Linked DNA regions of Homo sapiens: region 2 is linked to region 1. Evidence: read pairs that join two places in POLR2A ChIA-PET (ENCODE). Cell type or tissue: HepG2. All regions are shown on one strand. Links, peaks and the distances in the headings refer to the core of each region. The heading gives the core; the rest is flanking DNA. Region 1 overlaps CDK5RAP2 (CDK5 regulatory subunit associated protein 2). Region 2 overlaps CDK5RAP2 (CDK5 regulatory subunit associated protein 2).

Region 1 (15,561 bases), core at 2,967-10,966:
TTGAAAGGGTGACCATGTTATTTATTGTGCTAACTGGGACACTTAAGAGTGAAAAGAGCCAGGTGCGGTGGCTCACCTGTGTAATCCTAGCCCTTGGGGAGGCCGAGGTGGGCCGATTTCTTGAGCTCAGGAGTGTGAGATCAGCCTGGGCAACATGGTGAAATCCTATCTCTACAAAAACTACAAAGATTAGCCAGGCGTGGTGGCATGCACTTGTAGTCCCAGCCGCTCGGGAGGCTGAGGCAGGAGGATTGCATGAGCCCGGAAGGTTGATGCTGCAGTGAGCTGTGTTCATGCCACTGCACTGTAGCCTGGGTGACAAAGTGAGACTCTATCTTTAAAAAAAAAAAAAAGGAAAGTGAAAATAATTAATATTTATGCCCGGGCAGCAGACATAAAGAGGGCCTATCTTGGGTAAACCTGGACAAATGGTTTTTCTGTTTATTGAGAACCTTCATGTATGAGGCACAGACTAAGATGCTTTGCAGTTCCTGTCTAATTGGGTCCTGTGATATTTCATCATGCCCTTTTCTATCTATTTTACATCCACTGCCCCAATATATTGGGAGTATGGCTTCTCTCTTGTATTGTCCTTTGCACCTCTAATAGTTTTTTATACTACAATTTGAAAACTATTTTTTATTTATTTATTTTTTTGAGACGGAGTCTTGCTTTGTGACCAGGCTGGAGTGCAGTGGCGCGATCTCGGCTCACTTCAACCTCCGCCTCCCGGGTTCAAGCAATTCTCCTGCCTGAGCCTCCGGAGTAGCTGGGATTACAGGAGTGCACCACCGTGCGTGGCTAATTTTTGTATTTTAGTAGAGACGGGATTTCACCATGTTGGCCAGGATGGTCTCCATCTCCTGATCTCATGATCTGCTCTCCTTGGCCTCCCAAAGTTCTGGGATTACAGGCGTGAGCCACCGCGCCCGGCGTGAGAACTATTTTTTAAATATAAATCTGCTCTTCACAGTCTGCTGCTTTATACTTTTAATGCTGCTTATTGCTGTTATCATAACTTCCATTATTATTCTCTCAGATAGCCATTCTTATTTCAGTGCTTTTTGGCCAGACACTTGGGTTTTGGGGTCCCAGGCCTAGCTGGGTTTTAATCCCAGTTCTGCTACTTAACAACCCCTTGATCTGGGGCAAGTCACTCATCATCTGTGAGCCTCAGTGTTTATCATCTGTAAAAGGGGTTGGTATAAAGCCTAGGGTTGGCATAAGGATTAAAATGAATCTTAAAAAGTTTAGCTCAGTGTCTGACCCAGAGTAACTACTCAACAGATCAGCAAATATTCTCCTTTCCCTCATCTCCCTGCCTTTGCAGGACGTAGATACTGCATACATTCCATCTTAACCATTTTAAAGCATGGTTCAGTTGTATTAAATATATTTGTATTATTGCTCAACGGTCACCACTATCTATCTTCGTAACTCTCCATCTTGCAAAACAGAAACTGTGTCCCTGTTAAAACAGTAACTCCCTATTCCCCCCTTCTCCCAGCCTCTGACAATCACCATTCTACTTTCTGTCTCTATGATTTTTTTTTTTTTTTTTTGAGACAGGGTCTCGCTTTGTTGCCCAGGCTGGAGTGCAGTGGAGTGATCTTGGCTCACTGCAACCTCCGCCTCCAGAGTTCAAGCAATTCTCATGGTTCAGCCACTTAGTGGCCGGGACTACAGGCATGCCCCACTACGCCTGGCTAATTTTTGTATTTTTGGTAGAGACGGGGTTTCACCAGGTTGACCAGGCTGGTCTTGAACTCCTGGCCTCAAGTGTTGTGCCTGCCTCGGCCTCCCAGAGTGCTGGGATTATAGGTATGTGCCATTGCGCCCAGCCTGTCTCTATGATTTTGACTACTCTAAGTGTCGCGTATAAGTAGAATCATACACTATTTGTCCTTCTGTGACTGGTTTATTTAACTTAGCATTATGTCCTCAAGGTTCATGCGTGTTGTAGTATGTGTCAGAATTTCTTTCCTTTTTAAGGCTTTTGTTTTTAATTTTTTTTAGAGACAGTCTTGCTCTGTTACCCATGCTGGTCTTAAATTCCTGGGCTCAAGTGATCCTCCTGCTTCTGCCTTGCTAAGAGCTGGGATTACAGACACAAGCCACTGTGCCTGCCCTTCACTGATATTTTTATTGTCCTTTTGATTATAGCCATCCTTTGGGTGTGACATGGTAGGTATCTCATTGTGGTCTTTTTTTTTTTGTCGTTGAGACAGAGTCTCACTCCCTTGCCCAGGCTGGAGTGCAGTGGCGCAATTTCGGCTCACCGCAACCTCTGCCTCGTGGGTTCAAGCGGTTCTGGTGCCTCAGCCTCCCAAGTAGCTGGGACTACAGGCACGTGCCACCATGCTCGGCTAATTTTTATATTTTTAGTAGAGACGGGGTTTCACCATGTTGGCCAGGCTGGTGTCGAACTCTTGACCTCAGGTGATCTGCCCGCCTTGGCCTCCCAAAGTGCTGGGTTACAGGAGTGAGCCACCCCGCCTGGCCCTCATTGTGGTATTGATTACATGTTAATGGCTACTGATGTGTTGAGCATCTTTCCATGTGCCTTTTAGCCATTTGTTCACTTTCTTTGGAGAAATGTGTATTCAAATCCATCGTCCATTTAAAAAACGTGAATATATTTTGACCCAGCAATTCCACTTCTTGTCATCTATTCTAGAGAAATCCTCATACTTGTGCATATGGGACCTTATAAGGACATTCATATGACATTGCATGTAAAAGAAAAACTTGGAAACAAATTGAATTATCATCAGTAGGGGATTGGGTAAATACACATCCTTTCAAAAGTATCTTTCAGACTGTGGCCCGTTGGTAGCTCATGAAATTCAATTTAGTAGGTTGCAACCAGGATTTAGAAAAATAGAACAGAATAGAAAACATTTCAAGGATGAAGGGTAATAATATTTCTTCTGTGGCTCATGGTCAGTAAGGTTTGAAGAACACTGCTGTAGAAAGCTTTGTAGGAGTTGAAAACTTTGAGGCATATCTATTTGTACTGTCATGAAAACATCATGAGGGCATATTAAGTAGAAGAAGGATGTTGTAGCATGATGTATACTGTTTGATTGCATGTGTTTTTAAGCAGCAAAATTGAAACTATCTATGTAAAAACACATAAAAAGTTCTGGAAGTTATAGGTCTTTTTGAAAACAGTGATTACCTCCTAGGCGGGTTCTAGATGGGAGCGAGGAGGAGCCAAGGAGAACTTTAGGCTTATCTGTATTTTTTTAAATTTATGTATTTTTCTCTAATTAAGAATAAAATAGAATGAAAAAGGGGTTGTTAAAAGACAAAAGTGAGTTTGTTTGTGTAATCGTTGTCAGAATGTGATATCTGGTCTCATCCATGACTCTCATGAAACAATTTGTCAAGGAGACATAAGACCCCTTGGGTCTTATGGTTTGAGTGGACAATTGTTGCTGGCATATGTAGGCATAGAAAGAGGTCAGTCCTTTTCGGTAGCAATAGAGCAAGATAGGAGGATGAGGTGGTGGAGCTCAGGTGAAGGTCCATTCAGTCACTCAAAAATTATCCACAAACAGTTGCTACAGCTGGGCGCGGTGGCTCACGCCTGTAATCCTAGCACTTTGGGAGGCTGAGGCGGTCAGGTCACCTGAGCTCAGGAGTTCAAGACCAGCCTGGCCAACGTGGTGAATCTCCATCTCTACTAAAAGTACAAAAAATTAGCCGGGCGTGGTGGTGCATGCCTGTAATCCTAGCTACTTGGGAGGCTGAGGCACGAGAATCGCTTGAATATGGAAGGTGGAGGTTGCAATGAGCTGAGATCACGCCACTGCACTCCAGCCTGGGCGATAGAGTGAGAGTCTCCAAAAAACCAAAACAAAACAAAACAGTCGTTATGATGGCTGTGCCCTGTGCTGAGTGATGGAAATTTTATGCCTCAGTCCATTCGGCCCTTAACCACCACCACACCCCTGCCACCCCCAACCTCCGGGAAGGCGTCAGGGGTACCAGGGTGGTGTAGGTTCACAGCAGGGGGTTTAAAGTCAGGCTGGCTTGGAGTTTCCAGCCTATTAACTTTTTGGTCTTTGTTTCCTCATTAAAAAAAAAAAAAAAAAAGGCAACATTAAAAAGTACCACCAGCCGCAGAAAGACTATAGTGAGGATTAAACCTGATTTTAGTTTCAAACATTCAGTTTAGAAAATGGACTTTAATCCTGTGGTGAGGATGAAAGGGAAGGCTGCCTGTCCTGTGCTGAGTGTGGTGCTTGTGCAGCATGGGTGCCCCATACAAGGGCAGGTTTCTTAGATTGTGCTTTATTTTGCACGTGAGGAAACTGGTACTCCACCATGTGTCACATTTATATAGGAGCTTTGGGCAGTCCACACACAGGCTAGCAAGTGGAAAAGACACTGGGATCCTGGATTTTGGGCTTGGCTTTGCCACTAACTTTTGTGATTTTGAGTAAATAAGTTCCTAACCCATTTCTGGGTTTCAGTCTTCTCATCTGTGGAATAAGATCATATCTGAGCCCTTTTGTTTTGCTTACATTGTCATTTCTCGTGAGTATCCCTGAGGCCCCAGCCTTAATTATAAGGCTACAAGTGAATGATTAGAATGGAAAGAGGGAGCTGCTTGTGGCTGGAGGTGTAGTTGGAACTGACTGGAGGGTGCAGATGACAGATTCATAGCATTTTAAAAGTGGGTAGGTAAAGCCCGAGTGGAAATTTGGCAGGATCCAAGCAAAAATTTCTGCATTACATAGTGGTTTTGTCTAAGAGTTGGGATGTCAGATGTCATTTTTCAAACTTCAGTGTTTGCCTGTAGGAAGCTTGTCTAAGACCAGAATCTTTGGCTTTGTTTGCTAGGTACTTTTCAGCTGTGATTGATCTTGGCTTGAGTTATTCATGGGCAGTTTTAGCCAGTGGGAGTTAATGTAATGGCTCTGGTACCCGGAGAGAACCCCAGATTGAGAATGCAGGACCAGACCTTAGGCTGAGCTTGGCCAATAACCTGGTGTATGTGACCTTGGGCTTCTGGACCACCATCTGCAAAAGGTGATGGTTGAACTTGATTTTAGTTTTTAAAATTCAGTTTAGAAAATTGACTTTGTCCTTTTAGTGATGTTTATTGGAGGAAATTGAGAATTATATAACATTAAAAAGGAAGAAAACCTCTCATTTCCCTACTAATGATGATTTTTAATATTTCAGTATATTTCCTTTGTCTTGTTATATATCTGTAGCCCACCTATTTCCAAAATGGACTTGAGGTGACTTCAGTATTTATGTACTGTATATATTTGTTTTCATAATTGAGGACATATTCTGTTTACGTTTTTTCATTTACCTTTACAGGGGACACTTTTTTTTTTAAATTTTTTTTTTTTTTGAGATGGAGTCTCACTCTATCACCCAGGCTTGAGTGCAGTGGCATGATCTCAGCTCACTTCAACCTCTGCCTCCTGGGTTCAAGTGATTCTCCTGCCTCAGCCTCTCAAGTAGCTAGGACTACAGGCACCTGCCACAATGCCCGGCTAATTTTTGTATTTTTATTAGAGATGGGGTTTTACCATGTTGGCCAGGCTGGTCTCGAACTCCTGATCTCAAGTGATGCACCAGCCTTGGCCTCCCAAAATACTGGGATTATAGGCATGAGTCACTGCACCCAGCCCGGACACATTTTTTTGTGATCATTTTCTTAATGTTGGAATTTTATGATATTTCCAATTTTTTGCCTGTTTTTGATCTTGAAGGTACATTCCAACTCCAAAGTTTGGTGGTCAGGCAAAATTATCCTAGGAGCACAATGAATTTGGATTTAGAGGCATGGAAAGAGCAAATTGCCAAGAAGTCAAGCTGTTTCCATCAACTCCTACTTTACAGTGTGGGATAGGGAAGTATTCGTGGGAGTTGGACATAAAAGACCTGGCTTCTGGACCTGGCTCTCCACAGAACCGCCATGTGACCCTGGCTAGGACAGTAAAATTGTCTGGGCCTTGGGGCCTTCCTTTGAAAAATGTGTGCACCCTCAGGGAATTAGGCAATTCTAATGATGGTAAATCTTTTATAAATTGTAAAGCACTGTAGGTTTCAAGGCGACATGATATTTTGCTCCCATTTGTGGAGTACCCACAAGGTACCTTGCAATATCTTGTTTAATTGCCAGTTACTCTGTGAGGTAGCTGCTGTACTCATTTTACAGCTAAAGAAAGTGAGGCTCAGAGAGATACATGGCAGAGCTTAGAATAGATCAGGGTAGTGTCTTTTGTGTCACACCACACCTCCTATTATGGGTTAGTTTTCTGTCAGTGTCTCCAGATCCTCACTGAATTTATTTATGTAATTCAACCAAGACAACTTCTTGGATCAGTGAATTTTGCATTGTTTGACATTCTTAAAACATCTAAATTGGTGTCTGATTCCCAGAGGTGGTGATAGGCATATTAGTAGTCATAATGATAATAGTAACAACAACAATAGTTGCCGTTTACTGAATACTTACTATGTGCTTTGTGTTTATATACATGAACGAATTTAATTTTTACAGGGAGGGCATGGTATCCTCATGTACCAGATTAAGAGGGTGAGACTCAGAAACATAAGTATCTTGTACTTGTCACAGTGCCTCTGCCACTAGCACATATTTGGCACACAGAACATTTGATGTATGACTGAATGAATGATGTTACTGAAGGTCACTCAGCTATCAAGTGTTGGAGCTGGAACTCAGCCCCAAAGCCTGAGTTCTTAACCTCTGTGCTTCATGCCACATAGGTAGCCCAGCTGTGTGCATCCCTCCTGGCCATGGGATGATTGTCATGTGCAGTCCAGACCGTCTTAACAGTCTCTGTTGTTCAAACATTAGCTCATCTCTTATCTCATGTGTTCTCTCCTAGTGGCCTTGTTCCCAGTGTACCAGATGACCTGGATGGCATCAACCCCAATGCTGGGTTGGGAAATGGTCGTAAGTACACAAAACCAGGCATTCTCTTGAGTAAAGAACAAGGAAAGTAGACATTGGACTGTGAGCATCTTGAGCTTTCATATCTCTGGGGCCCAGAGGCTTCCCTGAACTGGCACACCGTAGGTGCTCAGTATTTTTTGTATGTATTGATTTGCTTTCCACCTCCTTTCATAAACACTGGACTAGAGGAATTGTTGTCCTTTTGGCCATACTTCATGAGTTTCATTTGTTGCTACTAAAGCTATAGGGATTCAGTGAGCGTTTGCTGAACTGAACAACTGCACGGAGGCTGGACATTGAATTGGCAGCTAGGCCAGTGGCTGGAGGCCCAGGAGAGCTGCCATCTGGACTGTAGCGTGCCAAGGCCTTCCTGGCAGGCTGCTGGATCCTGTTTGCCGGCTGAGGCCCCGCATTCCTACACGGGCCTGCCCTTTGGAGACAAATAGCTGGTTAGACCACAGGAGACGGCTCTGAGTAAATAAGTAGCGTACTGTGTTTAAGCTGGATTATGAGGAGACTTTGCAGTTTGGGTCTAGCTAAGCATTCTTCATAATTTTTATTTCTGAAAAAAGTGAATGCTTAAGCGTCTCTGTGGGTAGTGCTAGTTTTTGCAAAATATCTCTAAGATATTTTGACTTGTTCTTTTTTTTCTCTTCTCCACAGTGCTGAGATATGTGCAAGAGGAGGGAGATTTTGGAGCAGACAGGAAAAGAGTCCCACGGTTTATTTCTGGAAAATCCCTTAACTTACAGGGCACCTTCATGTTTTCCTGAGGAACCTATTAACTTTTACTTTATTTTTACTTTTTATTTTTTTGAGACATGGTCTTGTCCTGTCACCCAGGCTGGGAGTGCAGAGGTGCGATCACGCACACTGCAGCCTTGACCTCTTGGACTCAAGCAATTCTCCATCTCAGTCTCCCTAGTATCTGGGACTACAGGCGTGTGCCACGACACCTGGCTAATTTTTGTATTTTTTGCAGGACGGTTTTGCCATGTTGCCCAGTCTGGTCTCGAATTCCTGGACTCAAGTGATCCACCTGCCTCAGCTTCCCGAAGTGCTGGGATTACAGGCATGAGCCACTGCACTCATTGGCAACTTTTACTTTAAATGCAAAATCCAACAAGTCTGATTTGAGATGGAGTCTCGCTCTGTTGCCCAGGCTGGAGTGCAGTGGTGTGATCTCGGCTCACTGCAACCTCCGCCTCGTGGGTTCAAGCAATTCTTCTGCCTCAGCCTCCCGAGTAGCTGGGATTACAGGCACGTGCCACCACACCCAGCTAATTTTTGTATTTTTAGTAGAGACAGAGTTCACCATGTTGGCCAGGCTGGTCTCGAACTTCTGACCTCAGGTGATCCACCCGCCGCAGCCTCCCAAAGTGCTGGGTTTACAGGCATGAGCCACTGTGCCTGGCCAGCCTATTTCTTAATTTAGCCGATAGTATACATTTGCTTCATGCCAGACTCTGGGCTCAGTGCTAAAATTCAACCTCAAATGTGGTTACTGTTAAGCTGAGAAGACAGACAAACCCTTATGAGAATTTGTATGGTCAGTGTCAGGAGCAAAGATGTATCAAGTGCTGTGAGAGGGGATTAAAGGGAGATTTCCTCTGGTGTGGAGGTGGGTCAGGCTAGAGTTTCCCAAGAAATTGATATTGGAGCGGAGACCTGAATAAGTCAGATGTAGGTAAGGAAAAAGGAGGGGATGAGCATCCCAGACACAGGTGAGGGCATGGCCCGTTTGAGGAACAGGAAAACAAACTAGCGTGCCCTTCACAGTCTGCCCTGCCCACTCCTTAGCCTCTTTTCTGCTAAGTGGTTTCCGAACACCATGCCCACTCCCACCTCTGTGCTTTTGCCTGGGCTGTCTCTCCTTCCTTTTGTTTCTCATCTGCCCGGTGCCTCCTTGCTCCCTCTTTAAGACTCAGCTCAAAGCTCACCACCCTTTTTGGCTCTCCCCAGGCTGACTAAGGTGTACTTTCCTCTCTCAACATTGTGTATTTCACTTCATCTCATCTCATTTCATTTATTCCTGTTGGCTACTTTTAAAGTATCGGAATCAGACTAGTTCTCACCCACCTATACTCCTTCCATCCTACTCCAACCCACCATGATCTGCGGCCTAGATTATCCCAATATTCTCCTAACTGGTTTCCCTGTTTCTCTCCTAAGCCCCTTACAGTCTGTTCTCAGAAAGGCAGCCAGAGGGAGCCTGTAGAAACCTAAGTCGAATCATCTTACTCCTTAGCTGCAAACCTTCCAGCAGCTCCTCAGAGTCCTTAGAAGAGCCTAAAAACCGTATACAGTCTGTCCCTGTTTACCTCTCTCACCTCCAGTCCTGCTATCCCCCTTTGTTTATTGAGCTCCAGCCTATTGGCCTCTTGACTGTTCCCCAGACCCACAGGGGACCGTGCTTCCACCTCAGGCTTCTCCCTGAATGTGGAGAATTCTCCCCCAGGTAACTGGTCCTTTCTCTTCAAGTCTGCCCAGATGTCACCTTCTCATTGAGACCTTCCTTAACCACCTTACCTAAAATGGCAGTCCTCACCCCATGCCTCCTATTTCCTATCCTTATCTACTTTATTTTTCTCCATAGCATTTATCACCTTTTAACATATTATGCAGTTGTCCTTTTGTTTTGTTTATTGTGTTTCCTCCCTCTAGACTATCGGCTGCATTTGTTTGTTTCCTGATGTTTCCACATCTAGAAAGGGGCCTAGCAGAAAGTGGATTCTCAGTGCATATATTTTGAAAGAATGAACTTATTCACTCAGCACACATTTACTGAACACCTACAAAGTGCCACGGGCTTTATTCAGCCTGATAACAGTTAGTTTAGATCTCCATCCTGCTCACTCGATAGGGAACCTCTTGGATGCAGGATTAGTGTCTCCTTCACCATTGTTTCCTCAGCATGCAGGATGGGGCTTGGCACCGAGTAGGTGTGTAATACATGTTTGTTCAGTTAAAGATGCTGCGGAGAGATTTGGGTATTGCCATAGTCTTTAAAACAGGTCAGCAGTTTCCGGTCCACTGCTTGCTTTTGAAAATAAACTTTTATTGGAACACAACCACTTTGTTTATGGATTGTTTGTGGCTGTTTTTGTGTGACAACAGAGGATTTGAGTAGTTGTGACAGATTTTAGGCTTTGTGTATGGCCCACAAAGCCTAAAATATTGTCTGGCGTTTTAAGAAAAAGTTTGCCAACCCCTGCTGTCAAGTCAGTTAGATGTGCTTTGTTGTAATTACTGACGTGAGAAGATGACACTCTGTTCAGTAAGGTAATTTCATGAAATAAGGAAGTACATATCAGGACAGTCTGCTTTGCAAAATGCCTGATGTGTTTGCTGGGTTCATCCTCTGATGTGCACATTGTTACTTTGGGGTTAGTTTAAGTAATTTGTAAATTAATGGTTTAGAGCTTTCCCTGGAGCAAAATCAGTAAATCACAAAAGACAGCAAGTACCAGCCGCGTGTACTGTGGAAGCAGTTCGTGTTGTTTTCCTCTCTGTGCTCTATTCCCCAATAGGAACACTGGGCAGTTTGCATGCTGTGACGTTTTCCTCTATTTTACCTTTTTACAGTGCTCCCAAATGTGTCAGAAGAAACAGTGTCTCCCACCAGAGCACGGAACATGAAGGACTTTGAAAATGTAAGTGGAAATACCAAATTACTGCCCCCAACAAATTGTGTCTGCTGCCACTGTCCAGCCAGACCCAGGAAAGCTGTGTTTCTTGAGATCTAAGTTCGGTGATGCCAGAGGCAGGGGGGTGCCATGTCTCATGGACATCTTCTGTGAGACTTTTACGTACAAATGCAGTCAGCCCTTTATACAAGGGCCAAATATAGGTTCTGACGGGATCAGCAGTTTTCAACTTTGGGTGAAACTTTTGGTTTTCAACTTTGGTTTTCAGGTTTGGTGTCTTTCTGGTGTCCTAAAGGTGAGGATGTTCGCATGTTGCACAGTTGAGGGGAGCTAACATTTGTCAAAGGCCTTACTGTTACTATAAGGCATGTTATTTATGGTCCCCTATTTGATGCTCACTGCAACCTTTGAGATATTTTGTATCATTCCCATTTTGCAGGTTAGGAATCTTAAGACTAGGAGAGAGTTGTTTATGGTCATATAATACATAAGTGTCAGAGTTGGGATTTGAATCCAGGTTTTTATTAATTCCAAAGCCATTATTCTTTCCACTGCATTGTGCCTCCCCTTGCATTTTGAAGACTTTATCTTTGCTGTTGAATGAAATGTGAGTAGCCTGTACCTAGTACTGTGTAGTTTCTTTCTGAGAATGGATTACTTGGTGATGGATTTGGCTTCAATGCTTGATGTCTTCCAGCATTGTGTCTTTCATTTATTAGCAGAGGGGGTTTGTTGTCAAGTAACAGGAAAATAAGGTTATTTTCCCAATTCCAGTTCTCTTTAACAAGTTACCTGTTCAGTGCTCTCATTTATCATGGGAAGAATTAGACCCTTCTTCATTTGTAAGCAAATGAAATCCATACTATGCAAGACACAAGAGATACTTAACAGAGAGAAGATGGAGGACACAGAGAGAAGGACATTCCACAATTATGTTTCTTTCTCCCCAGTTGTCTTTACAGAACAGAGCAGTGCTGTCTCTGGATTTAATTTAGAATGCTCATTACTGCTAATAGTTATCTGCAAACCACCAGTGACCAATTGAAGAAATGACTTGTCAGATCTCTAATGGAAACAAGTAATTTCTGAGCTTTGGGTTGTTATAATTTCAGCTGTACAACTCGATCTATGCTGTGGGGTCTGGGGCCTCAAACGAATGAGATTTGATTATTCTACATCGTGTATAATTAAAATATGCTCTACTATTAAATGGTTGTTCCTGTTTTATCATAAGAGTAATAACAGCTACTGTTTATTGAGCTCTTGCTCTGAGCTGGGTACTTTAAGTGCTAAGCTCTTTGTATATGTTACTTTAATATTAAAGCGGCTCTGCAAGATAGTTATTTCATTTTTGAAGGGCACTGTTTTACATTTTATTTCTAAATTGGAAAATTTCACAGAATATTAGAATTTTGGTTTCACATCTTTTATCTGCTTATTGAACTGAAAGGAATCCTAGAATTGAACACAACCCTCTTTATTATATATAGGAGAAACTGAGGCCCAGGGATGTGATGTGACAAAATTGTTCTCAGAGGCAGTCTGTGCTGCCTAAGGCCCATTGGCTTCTGGAGCCAGGCTGCTTGTTTGTCCACTTCTCCTGGGTGCCCTGTGGCCGGTCACTTAACCTCTCTGTACTTCCCTCATTTTAACAATGGGCATGATAACAGTACCTACTTCATAGGGTTGTTAGGAGGATTGAATGAGTGAATATTTGCAAAGCACAGAGTACATTCTATGTGTTTGCCATGACTGCTTCTTCCTTTTCTTACTGTTATTGTTATAATTACTGTTATTTTTTTCCACTCTGCCATGTGATTCAAGTTCCCCTTGTTCAGATGTGTTCTTGATGACCTAAATCCTGTTTTACTTGAAGGTGAGGGAGAGCCTTCTATGCCAACATGTTTTAGGATTTATGTTTTTTTCTTTATGACTGTAGTCCTTTGGTTGCTGTTAGGTTTTTATGGCATTAATATTTTTTATTGTAGCATTTTCAAGAGCAAATTCTGCAGCCGGAATTGAAATGGCCACACTGTTCTTGATGTCTCCCTTTCAGGTCTTTATGAATCACTGAAATTTTTCATTTGGCCTGAGTTACAAAATGCATGATCTGTATGTAGTGGTAGTCTGAACTTTCTGTGGGATGCTTATAGGAAATGCTCTTGGCACCTAAAGCTAATTTTAAGAGCATGCATATTAAGGAGGGGGCTGAGATACTTTGGGTTTAAAGTGGAAACTCATGATTCGTCCTATTCTAGTCTCAGATGATTGATACCTAACCATCAGGAGTTGCATTTAGTTGGGAGCTGGCAACACATAGGTCACCTTCTGGTTTTCCTCAGAGTTCATCCATTTAATAAACATTTTTTAATATATGCCACTGTGCCAGGCTCTCTGCCAGGGGGAATCTGCAGTGGATTAAGACCAGGTAAGTCCCCCTGTCCAGAGGCTCACAGTCTGATTGGGAAGATGGATAGGAAAATAGTGCAGGGACAGAGGTAAGTCTAGGGTGCTGTGGGGCCACAGAGGAGGGGCTATGACTCGGGGTTCAGAGAAGCCTCTGGAGGAGATGTTGCCTGAGTTGGGTCATCAGGGACAGGTACGGTTTGGTCAAGTGGGGAGAGCTAGGGAGCATCCCAGGCACAGGGACTCACATGTGCAAATGTAGAGAGAGGCATGACAGGGTTTGATGAGTTCAGAGAGCTGTAAGTTCCCTGAACTTACTGGCTGGAAGGAGGCTGTGTGAGGGGAGTGGAGAGAAGTGAGGCCATTGAAGCAGGCAGGGGCCAGCTCCTGCAGGTTCTTGAATGTTACACTGCTTTGTTTGGTTTTTGTCCTGAAGATGAAAGGGAACCAGCAATGGATTTTAATCTGGGGAGGGAAATGACCAGAATTGTGCTTTCAAAAGCTTACCAGGCTGGTGACTATGAGGAGAAGAGTTTGGAGGGGAGCAAGGCTGGTGGTAAGGTGATGAGTTAAAAGGCTGCTGTGGTGTTGTGGGCCCAAAGGGAGGAATGTGGAGCTAAGGGCATGGAATGAAGGGATATTTAGAATGGAGTTAATTTCAGAGCTGGAGGAGCTCTAAGAATCATCTCTTCCAGTGCTTTCATTTGACATGTGGGGACTCTGAAGCCCAGACAGGGGTAGGGACTTATTCAGCTTTGAACCCAGGTCTTCTATCAAAGCAATTCCTTTCTATTTCATTTGACTGTTCTGTGGGAGTACTCACTCTGGCATGTGAAAACCACATGTCTTCTTTTTGGTCTTTAAACTGGTAATCCATTGTCTAATATCCTCATTAGCTGAGGGTATAATCACCTGTATGGCAGGCCTTATGGTAGGAAGTCGGTAAATCAGTTGCTCTTCTATGGGAGCCTGTCGTATTGGTCTTCCCTCCCTAGACCAGAGGAGGCCTTGCGGAGGCAGCATTTTGTGAAGGCCTGTACCTGTTGTGAGTTGTTCTGGACACTGCTATCTCTCTCTCCCTTTAAAAAACATGTTTTTTGGGTGAGTAGGGAAGACCCAGAATCTGGTACAACATATGCTGTCCAAGTAGCTATCTTTGTGAACATATGGAAGAGTTTAATCTTGGCTTTTGACAGGGAATGACATGGATAACTTTCCATTCTCAATACTCATGGATGGCATTATTACTGGCTGTGTAATATTAAATCAAGGCTTAATAAAAGGGATAGATTGAGCCATAATTTATATAACCTTACTGTGGGACATTTCAGGTTGTTTCTAATTTCTCACTTTTATAAACAAAGCTGTGATGAATCTCCTTGTGCATATATCTTTTTATAGTTGTATGATTTTTTATTTTTTTATTTTTTTGAGACAGAGTCTCACTCTGTTGCCCAGGCTGGAGTGGAGTGGCACGATCTCGGCTCACTGCAGCCGCAGCCTCCCGGGTTCAAGCGATTCTCCTGCTTCAGCCTCCCTAGTAGCTGGGATTACAGGCGTATGCCACCATGCCTGGCTAATTTTTTGTATTTTTAGTACAGGTGGGGTTTCACTTTATTAGCCAGGATGGTCTCACCATGTTAGCCAGGATGGTCTTGATCTCCTGACCTTGTGATCCGCCTGCCTTGGCCTCCCAAAGTGCTGGAACTACAGGCGTGAGCCACCACGCCTCGCCGAGTGTTTCTTTTTTTTAAGGGTAGATTCCTAGAAATGAGATTTCTGGATGTCGGAGATATTAAGCATAACTTACATGCAATAAACAGTAGATACTATGGAATAGGATTTGTTATGTCTAGCAGCTTCCTTTCCAAGGAATTGAAAGAACTCTTAGCCAGGTGTGGCTGAAACAATTGCCTGTATCCTGTCCACACCTGGTCTCCTTATCTTTTGTTGTTCTTATCTTATGCCCACCTGCCCTGAGATGTTGGCATTCTTGCATTGAGGCCCTTATTCCTGTTGTTGAAAATTCTTGGCCTCAGCCGAGGCAGTTGGTCAAATTTGAGTGTTTTGTTTGTGGTTTCACTAGGAGGTTTGCATCTTTAAATTTGCAATAATATGTTTGTGAGTTACTTACTGCCAGATCATAGCTCCCTCACCTTCCACCCCTGCCCCACTTGTATGGCCCCGAAGCTTTCAGAAGCACCATGGTGTGTAGATACGACATGGATTTGAGAATGATGAGGACTGGGTTTCAGGCTTGGCCCTGCCACTTACTGATCTGTGGCCTTAAATGGGTTGCTTCTAAAACCTCATGTGTAAAGTGGGGCTACTACTATCTTTCCTTCAGTTATTAATTAGGTAAGGTATGGAAAGCACCTAGCATGATGCTTGGTGCATAGAGGGTACTCAATGAATGCTGATGTCTGTCTGCTCTAATCCAAAGATTCCGTTGACTACAACCACTGCCCTGGGTTCTGCCCCATCAGTGTTCAGTTTCTGTACATCCTTCTGTGATGTTTCTTTGACCTTGGAATAAAATCCCTAATCTTGGCCCATGAG
Region 2 (15,561 bases), core at 1,619-9,618, 190 kb after region 1:
AAAATAAGGATGATAACGCTACCTAAACTGTATTGTACTTAGCACAGTCTCGGGGGCAGAGGAGATGCTCAACCAGTCCCTCCTCTTTCTTTCCATTAGGCCAGACCAAATCCTATGCATGGAGGTGGCAAATCATTCATAGTAAGAAGAGCCGCAAATGTCTCATAGCACTTCCCCTCCTGAGCTGGTATTGTCCATCTCCATATCTCCTAGGCCTGGCACAGAGCAGGCTCCGCCAGAGCAGGGTGAGGGGCTTGCTCCAGGCAGCATAGCTGGTGGCTGACCCGGGCCTGCAACTCCTCCTTTGCCAGGCTCTGCAGCTCATCCCAAGGAGTCAGGTCCTTGGAAATTCTCCAAGCCCTGCGGACTTCACAGACCTGCTCTGGGTCTAAAGGGACTAGGAGAAAGTTGGCATAGCACCTCCTCTTCCTCCGTCCCCTCATGGTGATGGGGAAGAGCAAAGGCCAGGGCTGATTGCTACCTGGTCAAACTGACACCATACCTTCTCAGAGTCTACAGGGGAAAGTAAGGAAAAGGCATCCCAGTGGGACCCTAAGAGTCCTGATGCCCTGGGGCCACTCACTGGCCATGTGACCTGGAACCAGCTGCCTCAGGTCCTCATTTGCAAAGCGAGGACAGTAGTTCTGCCCCATAGGGTGGGGGAGTATTCAGTGAGGCCACCGTTGGAAACCACCTGTCACCAGGTCAACACTGCTCAGCTCAGGTCGGTACCTTCTTCCCAGCACTCTGCTGAGGTGGGAAGAACCATGGACTGAGTTGGGCAGGCCCACATGTGAGTCCCAGCTCTGTGCTGGGGCCAGTCTAGATTTGGGACGAGTCCTTTGTCGCTGTGTTCCTCGGTCTTCTCCTTGCAGTGGGGATTTCTGTGCTTTGGAACGTGGCAGTGCTGTTGAGGTGTAGGGGTCCCCTCAAAGCTTGAGCCAAGTGATCCTTAGTTCTTCTGCCATGAGCTTTGTTCTCTAGGGACATGGAGTGCTCTTTCACAATCATCTTCAACCTCCACAGCTGTGATACTTAATCTTTTCTGGGTCTCAGGCCCCTTGGTGAATCTGGAGAAAGCTGTGGTCTCTCTGTGGAAAAATGCGGACGTCCAGATACATACCCCCATTTGCACACAGTGTCGGAGGGTTTAGGACTGACCCCCCAAACATATCCAGGGCCCCATGTCAGGAACTTTGCCCTGCAGCAGGAGGTCAGGTTGGGGTAGAGGGGCAGTGGCCACCTCTGAAAGTCGTTTTGCTTGGCTAAAAACAAAGTCCACACCGTCTGTCCCGTCCCCAGTGTCACAGATTGCAAATAAACTCCATTACCTCCAGATGGAAATTTTCGTGAGGCAAGAAATCAATATTTTCTCAAGGCCACCACACGACAGACACCTATTCTGAAGAAGCCACTGGGGAGTCAGGCTATGTGTGTTGGGCGTTGAGTCTGTTACAGCCTCTGGCACTGTTGGCTAAAGGCGCGGCTCCAGAAGCCTTTGGTATTTCCAACGTGGGGAGTAAGCTGATCTTACTCTCACCAAGCCCTGTTGAGAACAGATTCCCTATCAGGCTCAGAACTCTGATCAAGAGGGGCATTCTTGCCACTGCTGGAGTTTGTGTTGGACAAGAAAAAGCCTGAAGGAAGACCCACCTTTACAGTTGCTCCTGAAAGCCAGGGCTCGCCTGCCCCTCCTGGGAATTCTCATGCACGGGGGATCTTTCTAGTACAGTGCTCCGGGCGTCAGTGTCAGCAGGGACCTCTGAAACCATCCCACCCAACCAGCTCTTGTCCAGGCAGAATGTGACTTGCCCAGAGGAATCAGGCTGGGCTATTCCACCAGCTAAAGGGCAGGCAAAGGAGAAGCAGCATGCCCACGGTTTTTTCTTCCAGGCCATTTGGAGCTGGCTCTAAGAGCTGCTGGGTAAAAACCTGGCTTCGTAGAACTTGGACCCTCATATGTGGGTCTGCCTGATCGGGGCACAGTCCCTTCCCACAGCTGCTTCCCAGAGGGCCTAGGAAACTAAAGAGTGCTGGGCAGGCCCAGGCCTCTACCCTCCCTGCGCCATTGCCCTCCCTGGCCCACAGAAGTGAGCCTGAGGGATACCTGGACAGCCAGGTGGCCGTGCACAGCTGTAGGGTGTTCTCTGAACCGGCATAGCATGCTGTAGCCTCTGCATCACTGTCAGGTGGTGGCTTAGCGGGGCCTCAAAGAGGTGTTGTTGATGCGTTATTTGGCCCTGGGGTTTGTGATGGGTCAGGTGGGCCCTTTGTACCTCCCTCTGGTCTGGATGCTTCAGACCTCGTGTTGTCTACATGTCCGAGCCCTTTGGGGTGGGGTTCATCCTCCCTGCACTTGGCTTTCACACAGCTCTCCTGGATATCCATGGCCCTAATCATTGCATTCTTTGCTCTCTCCTCAGTGGTCGTAACCCACAAAATCCTTCGGAAGGCCAGAGGAAACCTGGAGGTATGCCCTTTGAGTCTTTTCACTGCAGGCCAGTGGAAGGTCAGGAGGAGTGCAGGGCCAGAAAGGACCTCTTGAAAAATGAAGGTGCAGGTGGAACCAGGGGACATGTCCTCCTCAGAGAGTTGTTTCTGCCAGCAGTGCATGAAAAGTTGTGTTTTATCATGCCCTGTCGCCAGTAGGGGTTCTAAGTTTTAAATTTGTATGCTATTTTTACCAGTAAGAAATACAGCAAACAATGCTTGACACATAGTAGGCATTTGATGAATATTTCTTGAATGAATGAATACAGTATGATCTCATCGTTGTTTATTAGGTAAATATTTACTGACCAAACTATGTTTTTGAAAGCACTTTGAGAATAACAGTCTCGCTTTCACCTCTGTCGGGGTCTTACTTCAGAAACCTCCTTTGGACTTAAAATTCTCCTTTTTTTTCTTCCTTTTCCTAGCTTAGGCCTGGGGGAGCCCATCCAGGAACATGCAGTCCCAGCAGACCAGGCTCCTGAGAAGAACTTTCAGCCAATAAAGCTTGTGCTTCCCCCACCGAGCTCACGCTGTCTCTTTGTTCCAAGTGTGGTTCCTATTTATTGAGGAAGAAAGAGCTGTCTGGCCAAAGGAAATCTATTTTTTCCCTTCATGTTTTCTCTCTGAAAGTTGGCTTGAGAGTTGTTGTCAGAAAGGTGCAGGTGCTCCACAAACGGGTGGTAAAAAGGCCTCGAGCTCTTGGATGTTGTATTTCAGATCAGGGGCAGGCACCGGAGTTGAGGCTGTGCGCCTTGGTGGGCTTCACGTCTTCCCCTGGATTTGCTTAGTACTCAGCCAGTGCCACAGTTTGAAGATTCTCATTAAATGATTCATTTCATTTCACCTTGACGATTCTGTTGTTTTGTGTGGCGCCTCAAAGCCCAGGTCCCAAAATCCCAAGTGGGACAGGCCAGGGTTCCACGAGTCGCATGGCTCACTGCTGAGCTCGTTCAAGTGTCCAGAGAAGAGCACCTCCGTGCAGCGTGGCCATGGGCACTGGTGTGTGCTCAGCATCTCACAGTCTGCTGGACAGCAGCCCTTGCAGTGGTGCCATTCCCGATTTAGCAAAGAGCAGAGTGAGGCCCAGAGCTGGAATGTGGCATTTGCATTGTTCCCGTGATGACAGGGGTGTGTCATCAGCCATCCACATCGCTGCCTCTGACCAAGATGCCCCCAGCCAAAACACTTTAGCGGCTTCCCACTACCCTCTGATCCAAGCCCGAGCCCCTAACAAGGTTTACAAGCCTTGCTGGCACCTCCAGCTCCTTGCCCATCTCGCCTCCTCCCGCTCCACTCTGTGTTCCAGGCAAACGGAACAGTGTTCTCCCCAGTCTAACCCAGGCTGCGCCCTCTTGGACATGCTCCTCCCACCCTTTCTTTTTCTAGTTAGCTTTGAATGGTCCTTTAGAAATATTTTTTCTGCCCTTGGGGAAGCCTCTCCTGACCCGATACTAGGTGAAATGCCCCACCTCTGCTCCCGCAGCCCCCACACCACTGTGCAAATCCTCTGAGCCCCTGGAGAGCAGAGGCTTGTGTTGACCATGGAATTGCCAGCACCTGACCTGGCGCCCAGCTCCCCAGACACGATGGTGAGGGGAGGAGACGGGATTGCACTTGCTGGAAGCGTAGGGTGCAGCAGCCCCGGCTGGGAGTCCGGGGAGTGGCCTCATGCCACTTTGCCTGTCTCCCCATCCATTAAGAGAGGGGCGGAGGAAGTGGGCAGTACAGACCCTTTCTGCTTCGGTTCCTGCCATCTGTGCTCTTCCTGAGAAATATTTGCACAGGTGTACCTCGGTAGAATACGTACCAGTGTGTGAAAACTCAGATTGAGCCATAATGTCACTGGAGTGCCTTTCGCAAGCAGTCACAACAGTTGACTTCCTAAATGGAAGCTGGGTCGGTGTGGCGCTGTGGAGCAGGAGGCCTGGTTCCCGTCCCGAGTCTTGTGCTTCTGTAAATGAGAGTTACTCTTGTCCAGTACTGTTACAGAGTTCGGAGCCTCAGATTTTGAAAGCAGCTGAACAACAAGGCCCTTTCCACAAATCGGTGACTCTTCTTCACTGTCTCAGTGGCTGGTCTTAAGCAAGTTTTAAAGTACTGTTTTAAGTTCTATGGCTGTGTTGTGCCAAACCCCTATTAACCTCAGTAGGGGAGGCACCAGGTTCAAGGGGCCTGAGAAGAGACCCACAGAGCCAGCAAACAGGATGTGGGCTTTATTAGGGGCTTACATACAGGGGAACAGTCCAGAGGCGGCAGGCTGGACAGGAGAACTGCTTTTCGTACAGAAACAGATGGTTCAGTGGCAGCGGCTGAACAACACAGCCCACGGCCCAGGTGGGGCAGGAAAACCATCACCACTTATAAACAGCATGCAGTTTATATAGCATTTTCACTTAACCTTCCCCCAAGGACCTCTACCTGGGAACCTTTTTTTAACCCAAAACTCAGGGCCTCAGTTCCCTGTACAGCCCATGTCCCATGAGACGGGCTTGGGGGCTCAGATACTCCTCACAAACAAGGAACAAATCTCCGGGTTGGCCACTCCTAGATTCTCTAGCTCAGAACAACATTAAGACGCGTCTGCCATACAGGGTCGTTCTAAGGTTGTGCTTAAGCTATTGCTGTCAGGGTGTTTACCCTCCAGGCAGGTGTGCGCAAATGTAAGCATGTGTGGTTGCGGGGGCAGTGGGGAGGAGGGGAGGAGGTTGTACAGTGTAGTAGATGCAGCTCAGGCAAGGCCTGGAAGTCAGACCTGGGCTCAGATGTCCCCACAGGGGAAGAGTCCTACCTTGCCTGGCACATGGTCAGTGCACAGCCCATGGGAGCTGAACTTGGTCATTGGCAAGGGCTTGAGGTGCAGGGATTGGAGGAGAGATCCACATTGGATTCTGGTACATCCCAGGCCCGTCTGGTTGGTGAACCCAGGCACGCCTGGAGCAGGAGCTGCAGAGGAGGGGCTCCAGGAGCCCAGCTGGCCATTTGCTTCAGGTCACCCACAGCTTTTCAGGAACACAATAATCTAAAACGAAGTGCATTTTTATCCGCCAGTTTAGAGTCACGTAAAATACTTTCAACCTTGGGCTAGTGAAGGCCCTCCCTCTTCTGGGAGGTGGAGGAGCAGCCTGGTTTGTTTGGGCTGGATTAATGCCAAGAACAAACTGCAAATAAGACAATTTGGACCTTGGAAAAAGCTCCATTGTCCCTGGTGAGTTAATTTTACCAGCAGCTGAATTCGGGAGGCTTTGAAGCAGTAATCAGAAAATGCGTCAATTTCCCTTCAGTGAAATTAATCACCACGTGTGCTGGAGGAGCTGCACCTGAGAGAAACAGCTGCAGGGACTAAATATATAGTGAGAGGATTGGGAGACAGGCCCAGGGCCCCCTGCTTGCCCTACCTTGGAAATGGTGCTTTTATCTCACTTCCGAGGCCCACATCCCAACGTCCCTATCGGGGTCCTGGAGAGTAAAATCCTCGCGCCTCAGGCCGGCGCTCACCTGGGATGGCAGTAGCCACACTGTGCATCTCAGTAATCTGCACCACCTCACCCATTTTACAAATGAGAAGACTGAGGGATGTAGCCAGAATTTGAACCTGAGTCTGTTAAAACCTGATGTCCCTTGGATTATCAGTATTCCCCCAAAATGCCATCTCTTCGAGAAACTGCAGCATTTCCCTGTTACAAATCGAAGTATTCTCAGTCTACCCTTTCCAACAAAATGTCTCTGGATGACCAGAGCAGGAGCCCAGAGACCCACAATTGAATTCCTCAACACAGCAGCCCCGAGAACTGCTTGTAAGTGGGTGGTGGAAGGGAGAAAGAGTGATCTTGTTAATAAGTTCTCGGCATTGTGGAAACCGAGAAACCTGCCTGGGGGATCCGGCCCTGCCAAATTGCCTCTTCAATCTTGGCCATATTTTAAGGCTAACTCAAAAATGCAATTATCAAAATCACTCATCCCATCTCCTGAGAAGCCCCGGACTCTGCCTCAGGGGCTAGACCTGTTTACCTCTTGCCACAGATGGGTGCCAGGTAGGATGGGGGTGAGCAGATCCAGAGACCCGGCTCCCCAGGTGGGGCCTTCTAGTGGAACCAAGCCTCGGTTTCCTTATTCACAAAAATTATGAGATGTGGAAAGATATACAGTGGCTAACTGTGAGGCCCAGACATGGCCAAATTGCAGGGGTTCATCTATTCACCTCAGTGAAGGGTCTGCCTTTGGCCAGCAGCACATGCTAGAGACATCCTTGCACCTCCTCCCTCACCCTCCATATCCCATCCATGATCAGGGCCACTCTCTCCACTTGTATCTCCCAAGGCCATCGCTTCATTCATCTCCAGTGCCACCTCAGTCCAAGTGACCATTAACTCTCACCTGGACAGCTTACTGTCCAGTTGGCCTCCCACATCCACCCACCCCTCCAAATGTCTGCCAGACCACAGCTAGAGTGATTCTTTAAAAGGGAAAGCAAATCATACTATCCCCCTTGTTTAAAATATGGGATGCCTCTCACCACACCTAGTGTGGTCAGCAAGCCCTCAGTTCCCTGAGCCCCCCTGTCTGCCTTCTTGGCTCCCTGTGCTCTAGTCTCTTAGGGCTTTTGTCTCTGTCCACAGGACCTTTGCACATGCTGCAGCCTGCCTAGCATGCTCTCACCGTGGCTTCTCCTGCTAGTCAGAGATGGCTTCCCGATCAGGAGCCCCTATTCTGCATGATCAGAGCGTGATGATCCCCCCTCACTGGCACTTGGCCGCTGTGTGACTTTGGGTTCTTCCTCTCCCTGTCATTGACCTGAAGCTCCGTGAGAACACAGACCTCATGTGATTTGCTCACACCAGCCCCGCTGCCTGGGACAGGGCCAGCAAATATATTCACTCAGCAAACATTGCCAAAGCTTCGCCAGCCTCCTTCTGGAGGAACTCAGGTTGGTCGGGAGAACAGACAAGTAATATAGTGAATAGGGAACATTTGCTTAGACCTGGGGTCCTGGGAGCCTGGCTGTCTTTGGAACATCATCATAGGCAGTCATTGTGACAGCCCTGGGTGGGAGGGACTGCTTTTTTCATATGAAGGACTGGGGCACAGAGTGACCCGCCCAAGATCACACAGCTTCAGATGGAGGCCCGTAGGCTACAGAGCCCAGCTCCCTGCCGCTGCGTGTGAGTGCAGTTTAGTTTGGCGAGTGCCCAGGCAGCTGGTCAGGCTGGAGTGCAGCCCACACTGGCAGCGTCTGCTTCCACTTGCGGCCCACTCAGGCAGTTCCTGCCAGTGGTCCAAAGTCCAGCCCTGCTCCTGGTGAGGCCCAGAGGGGCCTCATCCTCGCTGGGAGGCAGGCAGTTGGAGTTGCTTCTGACTCAACCTTTTAGACCTCTTTGTCCTCAGGGTTGCCCAAGTCCCCTCTTTTCCCATTGACCCCATTCCCTGGGAAGCCGCCGGCCTTGCCTGACCCGAGAGGGCAGCACTGGGCAGGGCTCACCCCTCCAGCTGGATCACAATGGGACTAAGTGCATGGTGGCTACCAAGCGCCCTCCCACACGTGCTTCTCTCAAATGCGAAAGCACCTCCTTGTTAACAGGCATTCACGGGAGAGCTTAATTACATGGTTTCAGGTCTAAAACGACCCTCTGTTTGTATTAATGCCACTTTCTCGTTCCAAACAGAACAGCATGTGGTCCCAGCTCGTGTGTGACACTGGCCGACGGTGTGGGCAGACACAGGGAAATAAGAGAACAAGGTCGCCCTGGCCTCGCCCTCTTCTTTAGCCAAAACAATGGTGGGGTCGGGGGCCACAGACAGAGAGTGACCAGGCCCAGGGCTCCTTTGTGGTGGAAGCCAGTGGCTGGGAGCCCACCTGGAGAGTGTGGAGTGGGTGTGGGAGGGAGAGACAGGTGGGCGAGGTGTGGACACTCAACATAGGAAAGTATTTGGAGACAGTCACAGTTACACACTCAACATCTGCTGGCACCTACCCAAGCCCAGAGCTCCCAGAGCCCCGCGGGCCCCCGAGGCACTCCCAGTCAAGCATGGGAGACAGGCCAGCACACAGGTGATCCGTGGTCGTGATAAATGGTCACAAGGGGCCGTGGGCACCCAGAAAATGAGCTCCTACTCGGCCTTGGAGGTGAGCAGGGAAGGTGTCCTCGGGTGACCCTGGATGAACAGTAAAGGCCAACTGGGAATTGTGGGGTGGAGAAGGGGTGGGGGTGGGGCTCCTAGGCAGAGGAAACAGCAGGGACTAGGGTCTGTGAGTGGTGCATTGGTCTGGCTAGAGCTTAGAATTCAGTCAGCGGCATAGGCAGTGCCTCCAGTGGCAGCTTGAGGCGGGTGGGTGTCATCGGGAGCAGCAGGGGAGGCACGGGTAAGTTTTTGTCTGGGAAGGGGTTGGGGGATGTTGCCGAGTGTCCAGGGTGCAGGCTGGAGTGTCCTCACCTGGTCAGGGGCCGGCAACAGAGAGGCAGGGTGGATTTGGGACACTTATGAGGACCTGAGGACCCGTGTGTGTGTGTGTGTGTGTGTGTGTGTGTGTGTGTGTGTGTGTGTGTGTGTGTGTGCGCGCCCTGGCGGCGGGGGTGAGGAGGAGAGGGTCCATGCTGCAGGTTTCTGGCCCAGCCAGTGGTGTGGGCACCTCCACAGAGAAAGAGCAGTACGGAAAGTATGGAACAGTATGGAATGCCAACTGCATCTTTCAAGGTGGGCAGAATCTACAGGGTTGTGGTAGGGGAGGAAACAGCCTGTGCAAAGGCATGGAGGCCACTGAGGGACCCATGGTAGTGGAGTGTGGCCGGGGCATGAAACACGAGGTTGGACACAAGGTACTGGAGATTTGGGCCTTTTTTGTGTGTGTGGCATTGGGAAAACAATGGTGATTATTCCAGCGATGAAGGAGAAAGCCCTGGGAGGAGGCAGAAAGAAAACTCTAGACGAGAGGCCAGTCAGGGGAGGGGGTGAGGGACTCGGTCATTGCCCAGGCAGTGAGCCCCATGGCTGTGAGGACACAGAAGCCCACTCTCTTCTCGCTGCTGTTGCAGGAAGGCTGATGGCAAGAAAGGAACCCGGCCTCCTACTCAGATGAGGCCAGGGGGTGGCCTCCCCGGGGACTACCTGGGACTCCTGTTTTACCTGCAGTCTCCTGGCCCCACCTCTAGTGAGCCAGTGACCCAGCCGCAGGCAGCTCCTCTGTCTGGAGACAGGACAGTGGTCCAAGCAACTGCCTAGCAAGGGGCTGTGTCACAGAAACAGAGGTGATTTGAACTCTCCCAGCCTCAGTTTCCAGCCTCACCTTTAAGGTGGGGGTAACGACTTTTTTCTACCCAAGCCTCCTCCTCCCTGGAGAGTTCCCTGTCTTTGAGTTCAGAGCTCCTCCAGGCTCTGCAACAGGCCATCCTGTCCTCCCCCCAGCCCAGCGGATTCTGCTTCCTTCTTCTTTCCACTCTGTCGTATCCTCTCCTCTCCTCTCCTCTCCATGTCCACCTCCTACTTAAACACCGCTTGCCTGCAGCCAGCCTGGGCGCCTCCGGCCTGGGTGAAGGAAGCAGTCTTCTCACGGGTCTCCCTGTCTCCTGCGCATGCACCCACCCCTCACTGTCTCTGCCCACATCCAGGATGATCTTGTCAATTGCAAGACAATCATGTCACTTCTCTGCTTGCAAACCCTCCCAAGACCAAGTCCCCACTCCTCCACTGCATCCAAGCCTTCCCATCTGGCCTTGGCCTTCATCTCCCATAGATCGGGGCTTGTCCTTGATGATCTCCCCGGCCCCCATCCATGAAGTTGCTATTCTTGCCACACTTCTTGCAGGCCCCTGAGACCATCTCCTCGGCATCCTGCAGCTCTGGGCTTTGCACCTGCGTCTACTGTTCTGAAATGTCCGTCACCCACATCCTGGGCCTGACTCACTCCCACTCATCTTTACCTCAGGCATCACCTCTGGGCCTTCATCCTTTATGCCTCAATTCGTCTCCCTATAACAGGGGTATGATCCCTTGTAACTGGAGATGGTCTTAGGGTCTTAATTGACTACAAGCAACTAAGTTAACTGAGACCAAAGAAGAAGTCTAAAATGCTAACGATGCCTTGGCTGCATTAATAGAGATACAGAGTCCAAACAAGAGAGGTGAATTATTTGGCTCTTGTCAGACCTCCATGACTTGTCCAACTGTTCTGTGGGCCTTGTGATCATTTCCTGTGCCTTGCTTTAGGAAGGATATTGACAAAGTGGATCATATCATTGATACTTTCACCTCAGTTCACTGAATTTGCTTGCCATTCGTCAAACATGTATATGCCAGGCACTACAGGTGTATAGTCACATTTAATGCCATAAAGCATTATGATCTCCTTTGTACAGATGAAGAGGAAGTCACAATAAGTCAGGTATTGTAATGATAAAATAGCGCCTGTGGTAGGCAGAACAACAGCCCCTAAAGATGTCCATACTCTAATCCCGGAACCTGTGAATATGTTACTTTATATGACAAAAGGGAATTTACAGAGGTGATTAAAGTTAAAGACCTTGAGATGGGAGATCTTTCTGGATTATCCAGGTAGGCCCACTCTAATTCCATGGTTCCTTAAGGGAGAAGAACCTTTCCCAGCTGTGGCCAGAGAGAGATGTGACACCAGGGAAAGGATCAGAGAGTGGCTGAAGACAGAGGGAGGGGCCAAGAGTCAAGGAACATAAGTGACTTCGGGAAGATGGAAAATGCAGGAAACAGAATCTCCCCTAAAGGCCCCAGAAAAACAGCATAGTCCTGCCTACTCCTTGATTTTAACCCAGTGAGACCCATGTCAGACTTCTGCCTATGGAACTGTAAGATGATAATAAATGTGTGTTGTTTTAAGCCACAAGGTTTGTGCTGATTTGTTATGACAGCGGTAGCAAATGAATCTCGTGCCTCAGTCAGTACAAGTTTGATCATATAAATTTAGAGATGATATGTATATGCTTGTAGTGTGTAATTTCCTAATGACAGGGGCCACTGAATAGATAACCTGTGAGGTAGTGAGCTCCCCATCCCTGGAGATATGTTACAGAGGCTGTCTGCTAGCTGTTGATGATGTTGTAGAAGGGATTTCTTCTCAGTGGGCAGGTGCTTGGACCAAGGACTTCCTCCAGAGAGTCTTCAGAGATTAGAGTGAGAAGCCACGTGGCCCAGGATTGGAGGAGGTTTTGCTTCTCCCTGCCGGCTGGGAGGCCTGTCACCACCCATAGGGTCTCCCTTTAGGCACGTTATTATATATGGTTCCAGGACTCCATTACTTCAGAATGCTTGTATGTAATGTATTGAAGGAATTATTGAAATGTGTAATTACAGTGTGCATTGTATTCTATTATATTCATTTGATGGAACTGTGCTCCATAATATCTATTCTCATATAAAAGACTCCACCATTAGAGTGTTATATTGTGTGATGATAGTTGTCCTTCAGCAGACACTGTCTCCTGTCTTCACCCAGTTCCCTTTCTTCTTCCCAACACTCCTGCTACCATGAAACTGGAATACCCCAACTTCCCAGGTGAGAAGGCACTTTGGGGTGATTGGGTCCACCCCACATTAGACAGATGGAGAAGGTGAAGCCCTGAGGCCAGAGCTGGTAACGCCAGCATCTCCCAAGTCCCAGCCAGTGTCCAGCCTGTGGTTCCCAAACACCTGTGAATTGGAACCGTTTGTTCAAAAAGAAATCTTGTGTGGAACCCCAATATACAAAGCAGATGGGTCAGCTCTAGGGCAAGCCAAGATGGGCCCCCCAGGGTCCTGAGTGCTTGGGAGCACACTAAGCCTCACCCCCACTCTGAGGTCCCTCTACCAAACATTAGGGCTTCAAGGGACATCCCGTGAAAACCAGTGCCTCAACCCCTTCCTGGTCCAGATGGGAAAAATGAGTCCCTGAGTGTGGCGAGTGCTTGCCCGAGATCACACCCCGAGCTGGAGGCAGAGCTGGGATCAGCACTCGTGTCTTCTCAGCCTGTGTCTCTCCATCTCAGCTGCATCGAGAACCCTGGCTGTTCTCAGCTCTGGCTGCGTTGGAATTACCAGGGACTCTTCAGCATGAGGATCAGAATCCTGGTCCCACAGACTGCGGTGTGATGAGTCTGTGGCAAGGTGCAGGGCTTCTTGTTTTTGAAAAGAGCCCCTGAGGCTCCTGCTGCACAGAGCAAGTTAAGAATATCTTCCTCCTAAACATTGCTTTGGTTTGTGCTCCTCACTGCATCTCCCCGCTCTGCCATAAGTCAGGCCCCATCACCTGCAGTTGTCATCTTTCCACAAATATTTACAGAGTAGGCACTGTCCTGGGCCCTTGGGATAAAACAAAGGCCCCTGCTTAGATTTTAGCAGTGGACGCCTGTAATAAGCCCATGGTCTCCTCTGTTAGAGGGGAAATGTGTTATGGCAAAAGGGGCTGGAGTGCGGGGTAGGGGAGGGTGGTAGAGGGGAGCTGGTGTTAGGATCTAACTGGGCGGGGACAGGACAGGGGATCCTAGTGGAAAGGGGATGTGAGCAGAGAAAAGTCATCCCAATACCTCCATTGCCTGGATCTGTGCAGTAGCATATTGAGAACAGAAAATGAGAAAATACTGCTCTCCCAGGTTGCCTGCCTTGTCATTGGGTTCTGAAGCCACCCTGCTTGGGCTGGGTTATCACAGTTCCTCTGCCTTCTGCCTGCAGCCTTGAAGTGAACGGCGGTCAGATCTAGGCCTGGGCTGGGCTGGAGACAGTCTCCTCCTATCTCCACCCCAGAGCCATGGAGCCTCAGCTTCATGAGTCTTTTTCTCCAAAGTCCTGCTGGCTGTGACATTAACCCATGTAAGCAAATGCCTCTGGTTCATTGGAGGAGTCAGACATGGAAGCTCGGATTGCAAAGCTCTACACACAGTCTCAGTTCTTACAACATCACTGTGTGGCTGGGTTTAATTCTCCCATTTTTCAGAAGAATAAATAAAGCTCAGTGAGGTTAATCCACTTGCTTAGAGTCATGTACCCAGTAAATCGAGGAGCTGATAGTGCAGCCAGATCTGTTTGACTGTTTCTACTACGTCGTGTCACCTCACTAAATGTTTGCTGAACTGCTGAGTGGAGGTGTGGAGTATTAGGCTGTCTGAGTTAAAATCCTCAGAGTGGCAATTTAGAGCGTGTTATTCAAATCCAGCCGACTCCTGTTTTACAGTAACCATCATCAAAGGCTGCTGTTAACGGGAGCCCACATCTTCCTTTGTGCATTTGAAAAAAATCCATCTTAAAGCCATCACGCCCGTGCGGTGACCACGGAGGAGTCAGTAGGAATTAAATCTGAAGCCAGAAACAGGAAGAAGCCAGAGGAAGGTCATCTTTTGAAATGACAAAGAGGTGCTGTTTTCTCAGTCGGGTAGGCCCAGCTACTGTAGCACCAACTGGGCCGCGAATTTTAATTCCAATCTCTGCAGCTGCTAATGTGCTTGTCGCTTGGAGAATAGACACTAATTGACAAGCAACTAAATAAATAACGTGTAACATGAAAGCAAACACAAGCTTTAAAAGAGAAAAAAAAATAGCAAAAAGGATGAAATTAAAAATGCGGGGGGTTGAACGGTGTTTTCCACACTCCATTAAAGTGACATCAAAAGGCTTTTCAAAATATTTGTTTTATGGTGAAGATAGAGTTAGGAATCATCTGAGCTCCTGTCCCCACGCTGCTGCGCTGGAGATCAGAGGTGGCGCAGTGAGAAGAGGAGAGAAGATTCTTCAAAAGGAGCTGGAGAGACGCAAGCTGCGTGCCTGAGGGATGACGTGTCAGCCTCTTGGTCTTACAAGGGGACAGACCGAGGTCCAGAGAGGCTCAGTGGAGCACCAGAGTCACCCACTGGGTCCCTGGGAGGTTAAGCCTCTGGTATGGATTGAATTGTGTCACCCCAAAAGATATGTTGAAGTCCTAACCCCTAGTACCTCAGAATGTGACCTTGTTTGGAAATGGGGTCGTTGCCGATGTAATTAGTTAAGATGAGGTCATACTGGAGCAGGGTGGACCCTTGGTCCAGTATGGCCGGTGTCCTTGTAAGAAACGGGAGAGAGGGGAGAAGAGCACCATGTGAAGATGCAGACACAGCAAGAAGATGGCCACGTGACCACAAGCCACGAGGCAGGGACAGATTCCACCCCGAGCCTCAGACGGAGCACGGCCCTGCTGACACCTGGGTTTCAGACCTCTGCCCTCCAGAACTGCAAGAGAATAGACTTCCGTTATTCCAAGCTGCTGAGTGTGTGGCGCTTTGTTCCAGCAGCCCTAGGAAACAAATCCAGCCTCTGCCGCCTGTGCTCCTGCTCCCCACTCTGCCCCCAAGGTGGACACAAGTCCCGCATCCTGGCTGGAGGCACTGCTTCTCAGACCTCCCCTGACGTCCTCCCGCCAGTTGTGCTCTGATCATATAGCCATGAAATTTCACTGACATTCCCCCATTTTCATTATTCATGTAGTTCTTGCTACCTAGACTACAAGAATCTTTTCAAATTTCAATTCGATTTGTTCAACAAGAACTTCTTGAGCTTCTTAGCCAAATATGCCTGCCTTTCCCAGGAGCCACCAGCCCTTCTCCCCTCCTTCTCCACTCCCTCCAGACTGGCCGTGGGGCTCCCTTGCTTTTCCCTAAGCACGCCCGACATCCTCTGCTTCAAAGACTGGCCGCTTTCTCTGCTGGAATCCCCTTTCCGCAGACATCCGTGTGGCCTAGCCTCTCACCTCCTTGAAGTCACCGTCTCAATCAGGACTACACTGACCACCCATCCCTATTCATAATCCCAACCTGCCCCTGTGTACCTGGTGCCACTTAGCTGGCTTCGTGCTGTGTGATTTTTGTATGTGTTATGCTTATCCTTGGTCATGTTTTCCCGCCATAGACTATAAACTCCATGAGGGCAGGGACTCCTCTGTGTTGCTCACCTAGAATGGTGTCCGCTGCTCAGTAGATACTTGTTGATGAGTGACACTCTCCCTATGGTAGGCCCAGGGCTGGGCACTGGGGAGGCTGATATGTGGTCCTTAAATAGCTCACAGCATCCTAGGGGACTAGCATGTGCTGACAATTCCAGCTCAGG

What was found. ChIA-PET counts read pairs that join two places held together with the same protein. Peaks named below come from ENCODE experiments on the same cell type or tissue, not always from the same donor. Only the 100,000 strongest peaks of a DNase experiment are listed, where the experiment ranks them.
Region 2: POLR2A ChIA-PET joins it to region 1 with 10 read pairs; 2 of 35 experiments call an interaction of 5 or more read pairs at or near these places.

The regions. Positions count from the first base shown.
Region 1 is chr9:120,563,362-120,578,922 of GRCh38, reverse strand. It overlaps CDK5RAP2 (CDK5 regulatory subunit associated protein 2), which reads left to right. Exons shown (of 38, transcript NM_018249.6): 2 at 6,882-6,949; 3 at 10,535-10,602. Among named protein-coding and RNA genes, the nearest start is that of CDK5RAP2, 9.0 kb to the left of the region's middle. In HepG2, for the core only: no CTCF peak of the experiment used is centred there; DNase peaks (open chromatin) are centred at 4,262, 6,902 and 7,362.
Region 2 is chr9:120,376,650-120,392,210 of GRCh38, reverse strand. It overlaps CDK5RAP2 (CDK5 regulatory subunit associated protein 2), which reads left to right. Exons shown (of 38, transcript NM_018249.6): 37 at 2,424-2,470; 38 at 2,919-3,336. The coding sequence ends at 2,975. Among named protein-coding and RNA genes, the nearest start is that of MIR147A, 140 kb to the right of the region's middle. RefSeq lists an enhancer at 1,606-2,106 and a silencer at 11,494-11,702. In HepG2, for the core only: CTCF peaks have their summits at 4,391 and 7,940; DNase peaks (open chromatin) are centred at 4,360, 5,630, 7,360 and 7,810; H3K4me3 peaks cover 622 bases.